Regions from separate parts of the Homo sapiens genome. Here region 2 is linked to region 1. A link is a contact called in ENCODE Hi-C or POLR2A ChIA-PET data. All regions are on one chromosome and are shown on one strand. Each heading gives the region's core, a stretch centred on a gene start or an enhancer-like site at or near the end of the contact. The rest is flanking DNA. Distances are from core to core; before and after follow the strand shown. Region 1 holds the start of CDH22 (cadherin 22). Region 2 holds the start of SLC35H1 (solute carrier family 35 member H1).

Region 1 (7,149 bases), core at 3,122-5,621:
ATCCTGAAGTCAGAGACGGATCCTGAAGTCAGAGACAGATCCTGGTGGTCCTAACTCAATTCCCCTCCTGCAGGGGTGCAGGCAGCTGAGATCATGTGCAAAACCAAACAAGGAGGAACTGCTGCATTTACCCCATGGGAACCAAGGAATATAAATGGAGGGATATGAGCAATAACAATACTGCTTTATGTATGGGGTGTCCTATGTGCCAGGCATTGTGCTCAGCACCATACATGCTCATGCACATTTGATCTTCACAACCCAATGAGACAGGTATTACATTTTCCTCCATTTCACAGAGGAAGAAACTAAGGCTCAGAGAGGTAAAGTAACTTGCCAGCAAGTCACAAACTCAGGCTGGTTGGACTCCAATGCCTACGCGCTTAATCATCTATTTATATTATGCACAGGAAAGAGCTGGTAACAAGTGGATGGCTGAAGGCTTGTGGGTCTGACGACAAAGCAAGAAGTTCCCAGCCTAATCCCAATGTGACAGCAGGAAGGAGCCTGCTGATGGGGCATGGAGGGAAATGTGGGGGAAGAAGGGAATTCCTCCAGGTTGCTGTACCTCATGTGTTTGAAATCAGACCCACATATTCGGAAAGGTGTGTGCCCATTGTAAGAGAGCTGAGCTAAGGAGTGAGTAGTGAATATATCCTTAACCCCCAGATGGGCCACCTTTGGAGTAATTAAAGAAAGGGATCCTTTTCTGGGGGTAAGCAGCCCCATAGGCCCATGGCTGGTAAGTATATGAAGCCTTTTTGCAAATTAGAGAAAGATGCCCCCTCCTCCAGGCAGGCACAGCCTGTCTTTGGGGCACCTGACTTGGAGAGTGGAGCTTAAAATAGATTTCAGTCCCCGCTCTCCTCCTGCATTAAATGCCCTTGGACAGTCAACAACCTGCCCAACTGCATATAACAGCCATGCCTCCAGCCTTCCTGTCCTGCACCTCTGTTTCCAAGCAGCCACTGTGTATCATCAACAATGAGAAAACGTCCCTCCTGCCAGATACACAGAGCTCAAATCACTCCACAGACAACTTTCTTGTTAGGCCTTGTCTCCTCCATGGGCGGAAAGACAGTCCTATCATGCCCACTGCCCTGATGAAAAGTTGAGGTCAGAGCCTGTCCTCGTGGTGAAATATCTAGGCTTTCTCTAGAGAGGCCAGAATCAAAACACAAGGTTGTAGGAAGGAGAGGCCTGAGTTGAGAGCTCCATCTTAAAGGTGCTTTGAGGAACCCGGGGTGGAGGGTGTGCCCACTCTTGCGGGGGGCATGAGGCTTTTCTCTCTGAGCCTGACCTGAGGCCTGGGTTTCCTCTCAGCCTGTTTCCCCACCTGGTCCCCAGCCCCTAGCACCCTTCCTGGCTCAGCTATGGGGAGGAATGAGGAAGTCCTTGGCCCCGGGGCCTCAGCCCAGACACCACCGTAGGGTCTTCTATTCCCTCACTCCCTCCCAGGCCATGCAGTGCCAGCTGCTACCCGTGTTATATAAACAGAAATCATTCACTCTCTCTCACTCTACCTGAGGCTGCATTTCAGATTGGAGCTTCCTGATGGAAGAAAAAGGGGAGGGGGAAGAACAGAGAGAGAGAGGAGAGGAAGTTTAATTGGCTGACTCTTATCGCCCATGTGGTAAATAAACTGGCTGCTCCGAACTTTGCCAACTCGGGAGGAGACGGGCCCTCCTGGGCTCCCTGCCTTAGCTATGGCCCGGCCCCCTGTCAGACAACTTCAGAATGCAGCGCTCCTGCAAAGCTCTCAGAAAGACCAGTGCCTGGGGAAGCAGCAGGGGCTTTGGGGGTTCCAACCTCTAGGTATGATTATTCCAGAGCACGACCAGAAACATCCAGAGATCACAGCCACCCTTTTGACAGAAAGGCTGTGACTCACCCGGAGGTCACAACACACTTTTAGGGGCCAAACTTTGTCCTCTGCTTCTGCTACTCGGCGTCTCTGCTAAAGGCATTCAACAGCTTTCCTCCGGCACTGGCCTGGGAGCACTGGGGGTCTAACTTGAACACCTCATGCTGAATTTAGAGCAAGTGTCTTCTTGTCCTGCCTGCAGCGTGAAGCCAAGAAACGGCTCTGTTTTGCCCCAGGCCTACCCAACACATAAGCAGCGTTGGTGAGGCCTGGATGTCAAGATGCCTGGGTTCCTATTCCGGCTCTGGGTATAGCTTACCATGTGACCTCGGGCTGCTGTTGCCAATCCTTGAAAATGGAAAAGAGGGCAGCCCAGGTGGTCTCCAATGTGCTGCTCACAGTTAGGAATAGGGAAAGGGGTTGTCTCCAGGGGTCCCCTGATGGGGCCACCCAAGAGGTACAGGTGCCCCTTAGCTGAGAGAGACCTGGCTGGCTTTATAAAGTACCTGCCCCCGAGGCACTGGCAGTGGTGGACCGGGAAGGGCACACAGACATCTCCAGGAAGCAGTGTTTAAATGTTGGCAATGCCCTTCCCTTCCAGGAGGAATGGAAGAGGAGTGTCCCAGACACTGGGACAAGGAGGGAAATAAGGGTGAAGTAGAGAAATGGCTGGGGCAGGGAACAGTTGAGTGCTACAGAAAAACTGAGGCAGACAGGATAGAAGATGGGTCGGGGTTGGGGGGGACGAGGAAATGGTCATTGGTGGGCAAAGACCAAAGGATGTCACTATGGGTGTAGAGGCCAAGTTTCAACAAGGGCTGTAGACTAGGGGCAACTGAGGGGGACGGAGTGGGCACTGATGGACACATATACGGGATACAAATGAAGGACAGAGAGTCGCGGTGGTTAGGGAGGAGCCTTTGGGCCCTAGGGCAGTGGTGATGCTGATATAGGGTATTGGCGCTGACCAGTGGGAGAAGAGGATGAGATCCTGAACCTGGGTGGAGAGGGAGAGAGAGCTGGCAACAGCCAAAGCCCTCAAATGAGCCGCTGCCTGTGCTGGGGGCACCTCGGCCAGCCCCAGAAACCTGGGGAGTGCTGGAATCAGCCCCACGGAAAAAGAAGCTGGCATGCGCAACCCTGGCGACGCCCGAAGGGTTTGGAGAGAAGAGGTTCCAAGGAGCGAGCACCTCGGAAGACCTGAGCAGCTTCAAACAGCAGCTTCTCTGCCCGCCACAAGGGGGTGCCCTGCACCTCGGGGAGACCTCGGGGGATCCTGGATCAGCCCTACCCTCTGCAGCCCCGCCTGGGACAGGGCCCGACGTTGCCAGAGAAGAGGCAGCGGGGAGGCGCGAGCGAGACGGGTCCACACTGTGCCCACCCAGGGCTGCCCGGCACCCCGCGCGCCCACGCAGTCCACTCTTCACAGTAAACGCCGCGGCCCCCGAGGGTTAGCCCTAAGTGGCGCTCTCTTTGGACGTTAGGCTGTCGGGGGCCCCGTCCTTCTTCCCCAGCGGGGACGGTGTCTCCGGAGTCGGGTCCTAAGGAAGAGAGCAGCGCTGGCTCTCGCTCACCGCCAGCCCGCCCGACGGCCATAGGGCAGGGGGGGTCGCGCCGGTGGGGCCGGCAGGGGTCCCTGTGGGCCGCCTCCCCGGCTCAGAGGGGACCAGAACCGTGCGTGTCGCCGCGGCTGGAGTCAGCCTCCGGGTGTCCCCGGACGCGGCACGACCTCGCACACACACACCGCGCGCACACGCTCGCGCCGTGCGGTATTTTCCCGGCCCCGGACCCCGCCTCTGGGAGGGGCCGGGGAGCCGAGCCCCGCTAGCAGGGTTGGGGGACCGGGAACGCCTGGGTCCCAGCCCTCGCGTCAGGGCTGTGCGCCACCTTCCCAGCCCCTTTTGGCGCGCCGGCTCGGCCCCTGGCGCTGCCACCCCTCGGCCCGCGGGGGTCCCGGAGGCTCCCGGGCGCGCGGCGGACGAGGTTGTGGGGACGGGTGGGAGCTGCGGGCTTCGGGCCGAGAGGCGGCTCGGCTCCGCGCCGGGGAAAGTTTGGACGTGGGAAACTCCCTCCCCGCCCTCCCGGCCGAGAGGAGGGGGCGCGCAGGGCCGGGCGCAGGCACCCCGGCTCCTCCTGCGGCTGGAGGCTCGCCCCCCGCGCCGCCTGCCCGGCCGCTCCCGCCGGCCAGGGGGCTCCCTCCCTGCCGGGCAGCCTCCCCTCGGCGGCGATCCGGCCGCTCCTCCCGCGGCACCCCGCGCTCTTACCTCGGGGAGCGGCCCGGGGCTCCCCCTAGTCCTGCCGCCTCGGGACGCTGCGTGGGGCGGGAGCCCCGGCGCGGGCAGCGGGCGAGTCCGGAGCCCCGCGGCCGCCCGCAGGAGCCGGAGGGAGAGCGGGAGCGAGAGGGGGAGCCGCGGCGGCGTGTGCGCGCGTGTGTGTGAGCGAGAGAGCGAGAGAGCGAGAGAGCGAGGGAGTGAGCGAGCGAGCGGGAGCGAGGGAGTGTGCGTGTCTGACTGGGGGGAAGTGTGCAAGGGACGGATCCCTTCCTTCCTCCCGCAGCCTCTGGTGGAGACTCGGAGAATGCAGGGCCCGCCGGGCAGGAGCCGCGCAGCGCCAAGCCGCAGGCGGCCGCCGGCCCGGACCCCCGCAGCCGGGGAACCCCAGCCCCCGCCCCCCGGATCGCGCCCCTCCTACACCAGGAGGGGACAGCCTTTCCCTCTCTCGGGCGGCCCAGTCCCAGGAAACCCCCCAGGGGACAGTGCCCCTCCCTCCTCCAACCCCAGATCCGCGCGAAGGGAGCGCCCCCAGGAGGGGGACCATCTACCTCCTCGCCTGGCAGCTCCCCAGGTGGCCGCAGTTTGAGACCAGAGCCTATTTCCCCACCTGATTTTACTGCGAATAGGGCTTCCCATTTCCGCCCCCTGACTACTGCGGGAGGCCGCCTTCAGAGGAGCAGGGGCGCAGGCCAGGGTAGGAGCAGGCTTCTCGAACAGTGGCCGCCCCGGCTTGCTGCCCAGAAAGGCACCTTGCACAGACCAGATCTGCCAGTTCAGAAACAGTCACTGTGCATTGAGGTGGACACCGACCAGGTGCCCAGGGCTGAGTCTCCAGGCAGGTGGGAGGTCGGGTGTCCCCGGGAGAGAAACTTGTGGGCTTTTCCTCTGGAGAGTCCCGCTGGACATCCTTGCAACCAACAAAGTAAGCAGGCAAAACAAGACACCTCCATCCTTAACTTGGTGCCACCTTGACCTGGAGAAGTCTCCCAATAAAATCTTCCCACTGCCCAGAAACTCCTTGCTGGTTGGGTTTTCCGTTCTTTTAAAAATCCGGCTGGTCTGCTCCCTGATGTTTTTTCCACCTGGCCCTGTTTCTTTCTCCTGGCTGCCTGGCTCTCCTTACTACTTCATCTCTCTGGGATGAGGCCTAATGGAGGAGACCCTCCCACCCCACTCCTGAGTTCCCAATATGAGGTCGTTGATGGTAGGATAGGACCAGTGACTCCCATAGACCCACCCTTTGTCTTGGGTTGTAGGTCCCCTTAGGAGTTGCCCGCCCCCCTATTCCCCATGGCTTCCAGATAGGTGAGTGAAGGATAACAGGAGACTGGACAGCTGCAGACCTCTGTCCCGCCAAGCTGCCAATGACCAGCCATTTAATCACCCACAAGCAGCTGCTGAAGTTCATGGCAAAGAGGGGGCAGGGCCCTCCAGGACCCCCAGCTCTACCTCGCCCCTATCCTTCTCTCCTCCTCGCCTCCTTCCCCAATTTCCATCTCCATCTCCACACCCTAGTCCGTCTTGCTGATGATTGGAATCACCTCTCCTGCTGGCTGCCCCTCTGGCCCCTCCTACTAAACTCCATCATTCATTTATTTATTTTGAGATGTATTCTCCACTGTGCCAGTCTGTTCCCTCCCCTACGTCCTTCTCTTGGTTTATTTCCCTTCATTGATCTCTTCCAGCCTTGCCTTTCTATCGCCTTCCTTTTCTCCATCTCTCTCTTCCCCTCTCCTCTCTATTCTTAGCCTCCACTCTTTCATGCTTTCAGAGACCAGAGGCCAGCCTTCCAGGTGCATCTCTTCACTTTTGGTTCTCTCCTCCCGCTCTGACTCACTTTTGCTGTTTGCTCCAGTTCCCATTCCTTCTTTGCCTCTTCCTCCAGGCTCTGGTGTGTGCTGTTCATCTCTGGAGTCAGACCTACTTAGTTGTCCACAGGTTGTTTTGGTCTGGGACACTGTTGCTGTCACATCTGCATGCACACAGTAGGTGCTCAATAAATGTTATTGAATGAACTGTTGTCACATCTTTCTCTTTTGCTCTGGTCTCTCTCTTCTCTCTCTTTTATTTTTATTTTTTTTTGAGATGGGGGTCTCACTATGTTGTCCAGGCTGGATTCCTGGACTCAGGTGATCATTCTGCCTCAGCCTCTCAAGTAACTGGGACACCAGGCATGTGCTGCTGCACCCAGCTCCCCATGACTCTTTATTAGACCCTCAGGTTTTCCTATCCCAATGTTTCCTATTTTCAGGCTCATTCTACCGTTATTTCCAATTCTTCCTTCCTTCAACAAACTTTCTCTGAGTGTCCACTCTGTTGTGAGCACTATGGCTAGGCTCTGAGAACACATTGAATGTTTATTGAGCACTTGCTGTGTGCCATAGTTCTGCTTTTAAGTCCTCACAATAATCAGATACTAGTATTAGCCCATTTTACAAATGAGGAAACTGAGACACGGTGTTGAAATAGCAAGATCATTCAGACGGCAAGTAGAGAGATCAGGTTGACGCATTGGGCCTGGGTCAGACCTCTCACTCTGGTCTGGGAGAAGGTAAGCTGGGACTCCTGCTGCAGTGTGGCAGGGGCAGCAAGAGGCAGTGTAGTGTGACAGAGGAAGAACTGGGCAGGCCTGGGCTCTGAGAGCAGTTCTGCCCCATGCAGACTGTGTGACACGTGGGCAAGCCACTTCCCCCAGCATTGATGTGAAGAGAAAATGAGATGATAGTAACAACAGTTAACATTTAGTGAACCTGTGCCATGTGTCAAGCCTTCTCCTAAATGTTTTACACAGATAATTTCCTTTTACTTTCAACAAATTTATAAATTCATAATGGGGAAACTGAGGCACAGTGCAACTATGAAACGTGCCCAAGGTCACACAATTAGTTTATGGCAGAGCTGGGATTCAAACCAAGGCAGGCTGGGGCCAAAGCCTGCACACTGAACTGTTGTGCAATATTGCCTCTGGGCAAATAAAATGCCAAGTGCTTTGTAGTTAGAGTTTGAACGTGT
Region 2 (7,012 bases), core at 1-2,500, 56 kb after region 1:
TGGACTCCTTATTGGTCTTTTTTGCTGGCACCTTCTTGTCAACTCAATCTATAAAAATTGGGTGCCTAAAGCTTGGAACCTGGCTTCTCTTCTCTCTTAAATCTTACCCTACATAATCTCATCCTACCCAATCCACTTGCCAATGATTTCTAAATTCTTTACATCAGCCCTGACCTTTTCTGTATCAGACTCATATATCTAACTGCCTATTTGGTAGCTGCACTCCAAATATCTAAAACTTAAGATGCCCTAAGAAGATTTCGTAATTATTTCTCACGCTCCCAATCTATCCCAAAGTCATTTAGTAAATGCCAGCATAATACACTTGGTTACTTAAGCCAAAACCAAAAATCTATGATGAAGTCATCTTTGACCACTTATTTCTGTCATTTCTCAAATCCTGCCCTGTCAGTTCCACTTTCAATACACTTCTTGACCCCTCTACTTCTCTTCCTCTCCATTCCCACTACCACAGTCTAAGCCACAATTATCTTTCACCTGCTGACTGCCACTGGTCTAACTGGTCTCCCTGTTTCCTCTTTCGCCCCTAAGGCCTGGAATCTATAAAGCAGCCAGAGAGATGGCACACGAAACAGATCATGCCCTAAGGCTAAGCCCAGCTCCTCAGCCTGGTCCACAAGGAAGGCCTCTGTAACCTCATTCTTCTGCCACTGGTCCCAGCACCCGCCACAGCGGCCCCCTGCCACGTGTCAAACACATCAAACCTGTGTTTTTCTTTACTTGCTGCTCTTCCTGCCTTCAGCTCCCTTCCGCAGACCTCCGCTTGGCTGAATACTTTCTCCAATGCCCCACCCCTCCCAATCCTCGTGGCACTCCCACCTCTGACGTTTCCTTGTTTGCTCACGTGTTTACTGCCCGCCCCAATCCCACCGCGGGAAGCAGCCCCTCAGAGGGCAGGGCCGTGTCCGATTCCGGCCCGGGTCCCGCACCCAGGACGTCGCAGGTGCTCAGGAAATACCAGATGAGCCGGCGTCCGGCAGGTGCCTTGCAGGAGGGCGCTTGGAGACCCCTGCCCCCTCCACAGACGGCGAAACTGAGGCCCGGGGAGGGGCAGGGGCGTGGCGTGCCCCATGTCAACCCGCGCAGATCCCGGGTGGGGAGCCCGCTTCCCTTCTCCAGCCCCGGCCCCCCAGCCTCTGGGAGTGCGCCGGGAGGCCGGCCGCACACCCACTCACCTCGGCCCTGGGAGCTCCAGGCCGGAATCTCCCCACCGGAAGTGCGAGGCCGGATGCCGCCGCCGAACCGCGGCACGGGCGGTAACTTCCGCCGGAAGCTACCCAGGGGCTGGGCGGAGCCGGGGCGAAAAGGCGGGGCGGGGCAGCACGGGGGCGGGGCGTCTGTTGTGGTCGGGTTCTGAGGTGGTCTGGTCTTTCTGAGGTACAGCGTAGTTTTGTCCTCCGCGAAGTCCCTCAGGCTCAGAGCACAGCCGTGTAATTGTCTGCGTCTCTCCCGCGCTCAATCAGGGGCTTGCTTTGGAACCCCGGTGCCTGCTAGTGTTCTGCATACAGTGAGCATCCAAAAAATGGTAACTTGTTTACTTTTACTGAACAAATTGTTTTTCTTATGTCCAGTCTAATGCTGGGCAACCATGGAATGAACCACGAAGATAAGTATCTCATGGGCTTTTTCTTCTGGGAGCTCAGGCCAGCTGGGGCCATTACAACTTAAAACTTGGGCGATCCAGAAGTAATACGAAACATTTGTGAAATATTTTCTGTATGAAACTTTCTAAGAATTATCTCAACTTCAATAGGTTGAGTAGGGAGAGAGCATCCCAGATAGAGGAAATGGGAGAATCCTAAAGGAGGGTGAGAAAGCTCCAGCCGTGCCTGGGGCTCACAGGTTGTTTGTAACTGTGGTGGTTAAAGTAGCCAAGAGGCAGGTTGCAGTGGCCCCAAAATGCCAGCCTAGGGAGTTCAGATTTTCTTCATCTTGCGGGATGGATTAAAAGGGCAGCATTTGCAGTCAAGAACATTAGGCCAGGGCAAGCTAGGGTTGCACATTCAGACCCAGTTTTGTGCCTTTCGCCCTCCTCTAGCCTCCTCCTGGGCTCTCTGGCAGTAAGACCAGCTGCAAACATGGATCCTTACAAGTGACTCAGCTGGGATCCCTGGCCCCTCTGAACAGAAGGCTCAAGGCCAGAGTGTAAGCAGTGTTTTATGCAAACTGCGGCTGTCACCGCCGCCAGCTGGCATCATGCAGGCATTAGTTCATTCAGTGCTTACCAAGCACCTACAATGGTACCCATCACTGCCCAAGGTCTTGGCTTTATTCAGTCCTCAGGCTTGTATTGCATGCACTTTCTATGCCTTTTGAAAGAGCCTGTCCTCACACCCTTCTCTCTCAGAGGCAAGAGATCTATTTTCATCACCACCCTCATTTAAGTCTCCCAGCTACCAAGGCCAAGGTTTGGAGCAACAGCCTAAAACACCAGCTGGAAGGCTGGGCACTATGCACAGGCAACACACAGGGTAAAGAGCGTGTCTTCTTTGTAAGGCACAAGTACTCGAGCTGTTCCCTGGCTGTGTCCCTGGCAGGGAGAAGAGGGAGGATGTGTTCATGGGGGTGTACAGTATGCCTTACCTTGCTGTACCCAGCAGGGTTGAGCAGAAAACGCTTCGTCCCAGTGCAGCAATCTGTGAACACTCTTAACCAGCAGGTGTGTGTCTGTGTGTGTGTATGTGTGGGAGGAGCGAATGATGAGGAGGAAGGGACTCTTGGAAGGTGACTAAGGGCTCCAGCTGGAGCTCTCCAGAGTCTCCCAGATACATGGAGATCAAGTCTTGTCAAGGTGAAATCTTCACCATTGGGCAGGGGGCAAGTACAGACAAACAGCTGTTAACAGGAACCACAGTTTGTACATGAAAGAGTATTTATTGAAAACATGGTTACTGACAGGAAGCTCCTGGCTGCTCTCTGGTTACAATCTTGGCTCACAACTGGAAGTGTTACATACTTTTTACTTCCCCTCAATTTTATTTTTCCCCAAGGTTCCATCCTAAGATAGGTAGATCTTATATAAATATATATACACGTCTGTATAAGTATGGCCTATAGTAATGAAAATATATAGTACACTCTTCATTGGGTAGTACCTACCATGCCAGGCCACCAATACTGAATGCCAATGTGCTAACGTATGTCCAGGGAGAGAGGCTGTGTGTGTGGTTTACAAGTGCTGCAGCACCAGGGAAGCCCCACTGGCACAGGTGTGGCCTCAGCCGGCCTCAGCCAGCTCCCTGAAATCATGGCCAATGGCAGAAACCATAGCACTAGGAAGGGAAGGCCAACTTCCTGGGGTCTGGAAGGCCAAAGGAAAGCAAACTGGAGGGGGCTGCAATTCAGGTTAGGGGAGATTTCTCTCTGAGGAAGGAAAAGGTATTAATGTGGGGGAAGAGCAGTAGAATCTAGTGACCTCACCACAGTCTAGGCCCAGGCCTCAGCTGGGTTTTCCCTGCAGCGTTCCTGGAGACTTAAGAGGGCAGGACTTGGCCAGGAGGTCTTTGACTTGCTGGGATGAGACTGAGCGCTTGCAGGGAGAAATTTCCGTCTGCTCTGATATCTGTATGGGCCAGAGAGATCTGGTGGCTCTAAAGACCAGAGATGTTAGAGCCAACCTCAGAAGCAGCAACGTCTTGGCACCATATGAAGCTGGAGTGAGCCCTCATCAAAAAAGACAAAAGCAAAAGCCTCAGGCTTGTACTCAGATCTAAGATACAGGTAGTCACTTCAAGGCTCTCAACACGCCCAACACACCTGTCCTCTGCAGGCAGCCTTTCCTGGGCCAGCTGTTGCTCACGTGGGGATCCAGCTGATCAGAGAGCAGGCTCAGGAGGAAAAGGTGAGTGGCTGTTGTTAAATCCATTTCAAGAAGCAGTTTCTTGGACTGGAAGGCAAGGGCATCTGCTGTTTGTTCCTCGTGGCCCAATCCCAGGCTTCATGGTGATGGAGTGGGCAGAGCACCCTGCCTTCATGACTCTTAGTAGACAGGGACCAAGAGGAAACTCTGGGTGGTCCGAGGTGGGTTTGAGAAATGGCTGGCATTTACTGGCCACCAAAATCACTACAGATTCTGTACAAGCAAAAGACAAGGCACCAGAATGTAAGTGTTTCTCCTGGGCCCAAAATCCCTTCTCCTGGGTACCGTCGTTTCTGGCTCCAGGCTCAGCCATAGTGATAGACAAAGTCATAGCTGCTGGGCTCCTTGGGGATGGGGGGTGGGGCTTCGGGAATCTGGATGTTCTCCAGGTCCAGGAGCCGCAGCTTCATCTCCATGCTCAGCAGGGTGTCCAGGTCACTCTTGGTCAGCTCACTGGACATGTCCTTCCCCAGAAGGGCACTGAGGCCATCAATCCAGATGCAGTACTGTGGGGAGCAAGTTGCAAAATGTCACATCGTGACCCCTGGTCAGCAGGAGATCCTGCCAAGGTCTCTTTTCTGATGGGGCTCACAACAGTTCCTTTTGGAACTAATCAGTATAGGCAAAACTGATTTGGAATGATAGCAAAGATAAATTAGGAGGTGATCCTTCACTTTCTCAAGAGATCTGGTTTTTATAAGGGGTTTTATATTACAACTCCTTACAATAATATGAAGGAGAACCTAAAAATGCAATAAACGAATACAGCAAAATGAGATCTGAGTACTGGGGCATCATCTACCTGAAGTTACCCAAAATCAGAAGCGAGAGAAGGGAAATATGTATTAGGTGAAAAGAAGCAAGACACAAACAGAAGTCACTGTGGGATCTCAATTTTGTGCCCCGCCCCCCCGAAAACAAAATTAAAAATAATCCAGTCAATACATATTAAAGAGTAAATACTAAAGAAATGGAACTGGTGGGTCTCATGCTAAGAGGGGGTGACCAGGAAGCCTTCTGATCCCACCGCTCCCTGACTCTTCCTGCTTCCTCTGCTGCCATTTTCCTTTTTCCACACCGTTGCTCACCTGGTTCCCCACTTGCTTGTTCTTCATTTCCTCTCAACCAAATTCCACTAGCGGCAGCTCAGGCCCTGCCCAAGTGTCTCCTCTGCCAGAAGTCCCACCTCTAGTTCCCAGTGATGGCTCTCAGAGCTCACCAGGCACATAGGGTCTCAAATGCAATCACTCATTTAATATCTAGTATCTTCCAGTGCTGCAGATGGAACTACAGGGCCCTTGTCAGAAGGACCAGTTCCATCTGGCTTCAAAGTCCACACTGGATCCATTACAACATGTGACCAGGAGCCCCTAGGAGGAAGGATCTGTCAAGTTCTCTTGGGTAGCTGACCACAGAGAAACTGAAAAGGGGAGAATTTTCCCAGTCCCAGGTAAATGACTCATTCCTAGTTGACCTTATCTTTGTAATGACAACCTATGGCTGCTGCTGAAGAGTAATGTGGAGAGCCCAGCTCACAGATAAACAATCCAGAGTGTGACAGATCCTTGGCAGCCACCCAATGCGCCTGGAGGAACCTCAGGTCCAGCATTATGTAATGATACCTGCTGCTTCATCTGGGTGCCCCCCCAACCACAGCTCCTCCTTTGAGACATTCCCATCCTATTGAAATGCCACCTTCTTCTCAAAGCCTTCCTAGGCTTCAATATACACTGCAGCCACCCACCACAGGGGACTTTCCTGTTTTGCTCATTCCTGCCACCAACTGAAGAGTTACAGAAATAGCTCTGTTGTCTAAGGCAGCGCCACACTGCTCACCTCATATTTATTAGGTGCGATGAAGTTTAAGGTCTCATCAGGGTCATACAGGATGGAGAAGGCCAATTCCAACACCTCCTGAAGGAGAAAGGGTTTAAATTAGAGCGATGGAACAGCCTGGGGTCTGCACATCAAGATCTTGGCCAAAGTCCTAGTGACTCGGCATCATCACCAAACATGCTGATTCAGATGAATGTCATCAATGCTCCTAGGCGGCCACAAGTGTGGCTGGAGATGAGGCCCAGCATAAATCAACCTTAACTTACCCACTCCCTGCCCAAGTCACATCAAAGATGTTGTGATATTTTTAAGATTGGAAAAAAGTCATTTTCAACACTCAGAACCCTGGAAGGTCACGATCCATGACTGTAAGTTATCCTAAAAGTTTTTATATTACCAAGATGACTAACAACTTCTATCGTGCTGTATTTGGCATAGGAATGTCTTAACAATTAAAAAACAAAACAAAACACACACACACACAAAATTGGTCACTGTTGCATGATACCAAGGAACTAACTCATTATTTTGAAAGTAAGTACATAAAAGAAGAATCAGCATTTATTCTCGTTTCCTATATAAACTGTACCACTGGGAAACCAATAGTAGATAAGGGCAAGTTTCATGGTTCAGCTCATAAATGAAAAGCAATGACTGCATCAAAATATCATGAGTTTGCAAACCTTAGTTGACTGATGGAATGAGGCACTGAGCTTCAACAGTCTGCTAATTATCACAAAAGGAGAGACCACCAGACGTTATGTGCCTCTTGATAGAACATAATACCACTGATGACACTGGCCAGGAAAAAAGTTAAACCTGAACTGGATCAAACCTCTAGATCCCTCTTCCAATGTACAGATCTGGGACAGAGGAACAAGTTAAACTGTACCACGGGGAAACAATCAGCAAAATTCAGATGCTAGGAAACTACCAAACAAGCAATCTGGTTCTTCAGCTAATAAACTGCAAAGGAAAAGATGGTGGGGGATGGGGGGGCGGGGGAACTTATGAATTAAGAAACTTAAAAGACCAGTCTTAGACTCTGGTTTAGACAAGATGGGTATGGGGGTGTGTGTGTGTGTGTGTGTGTGTGTGTGTGTGTGTGTGTGTGTATCCATATAAACATTTATATATCTGTAGAGAAATTATGACATTTATAAGACAATTGGTAGAAAGTCACCATCAGTGGAATATTTGATCTGAAATAACTACTTTCATTTCCTGTTATGTGTGCTAATGGACTGGTGGCAATGTTATACACTATACGATGTACACTAAATATTTACAGATGAA

The links. Hi-C counts contacts between places; a loop is a spot of excess contacts on that map. ChIA-PET counts read pairs that join two places held with the same protein, here RNA polymerase II (POLR2A). Pooled maps may share reads with other maps.
Region 2: a loop to region 1 is called in a map of CD8-positive, alpha-beta T cell, with 7 times the contacts of the local background. The contact joins the promoter of SLC35H1 here to the promoter of CDH22 in region 1. A Hi-C loop is called at or near these places in 11 of 168 maps with a recorded cell type or tissue (CD4-positive, alpha-beta T cell, CD4-positive, alpha-beta memory T cell, CD8-positive, alpha-beta T cell and 6 more), 7 of 37 single-sample maps with no recorded cell type and 13 of 50 pooled maps. POLR2A ChIA-PET finds 5 or more read pairs at or near these places in 12 of 52 experiments (A673, BJ, CD4-positive, alpha-beta T cell and 8 more).

The regions. Positions count from the first base shown.
Region 1 is chr20:46,304,127-46,311,275 of GRCh38, forward strand. It overlaps CDH22 (cadherin 22), which reads right to left and starts at 4,372. Exons shown (of 12, transcript NM_021248.3): 1 at 4,129-4,372.
Region 2 is chr20:46,363,175-46,370,186 of GRCh38, forward strand. It overlaps SLC35H1 (solute carrier family 35 member H1), which reads right to left and starts at 1,251. Exons shown (of 10, transcript NM_015945.12): 1 at 1,197-1,251. LOC124904917 (a long non-coding RNA gene) reads left to right here and starts at 1,365. Exons shown (of 3, transcript XR_007067614.1): 1 at 1,365-1,546. ELMO2 (engulfment and cell motility 2) reads right to left here. Exons shown (of 22, transcript NM_133171.5): 21 at 5,717-5,794; 22 at 2,876-4,386. The coding sequence ends at 4,186. RefSeq lists a silencer at 972-1,391 and an enhancer at 5,416-5,645.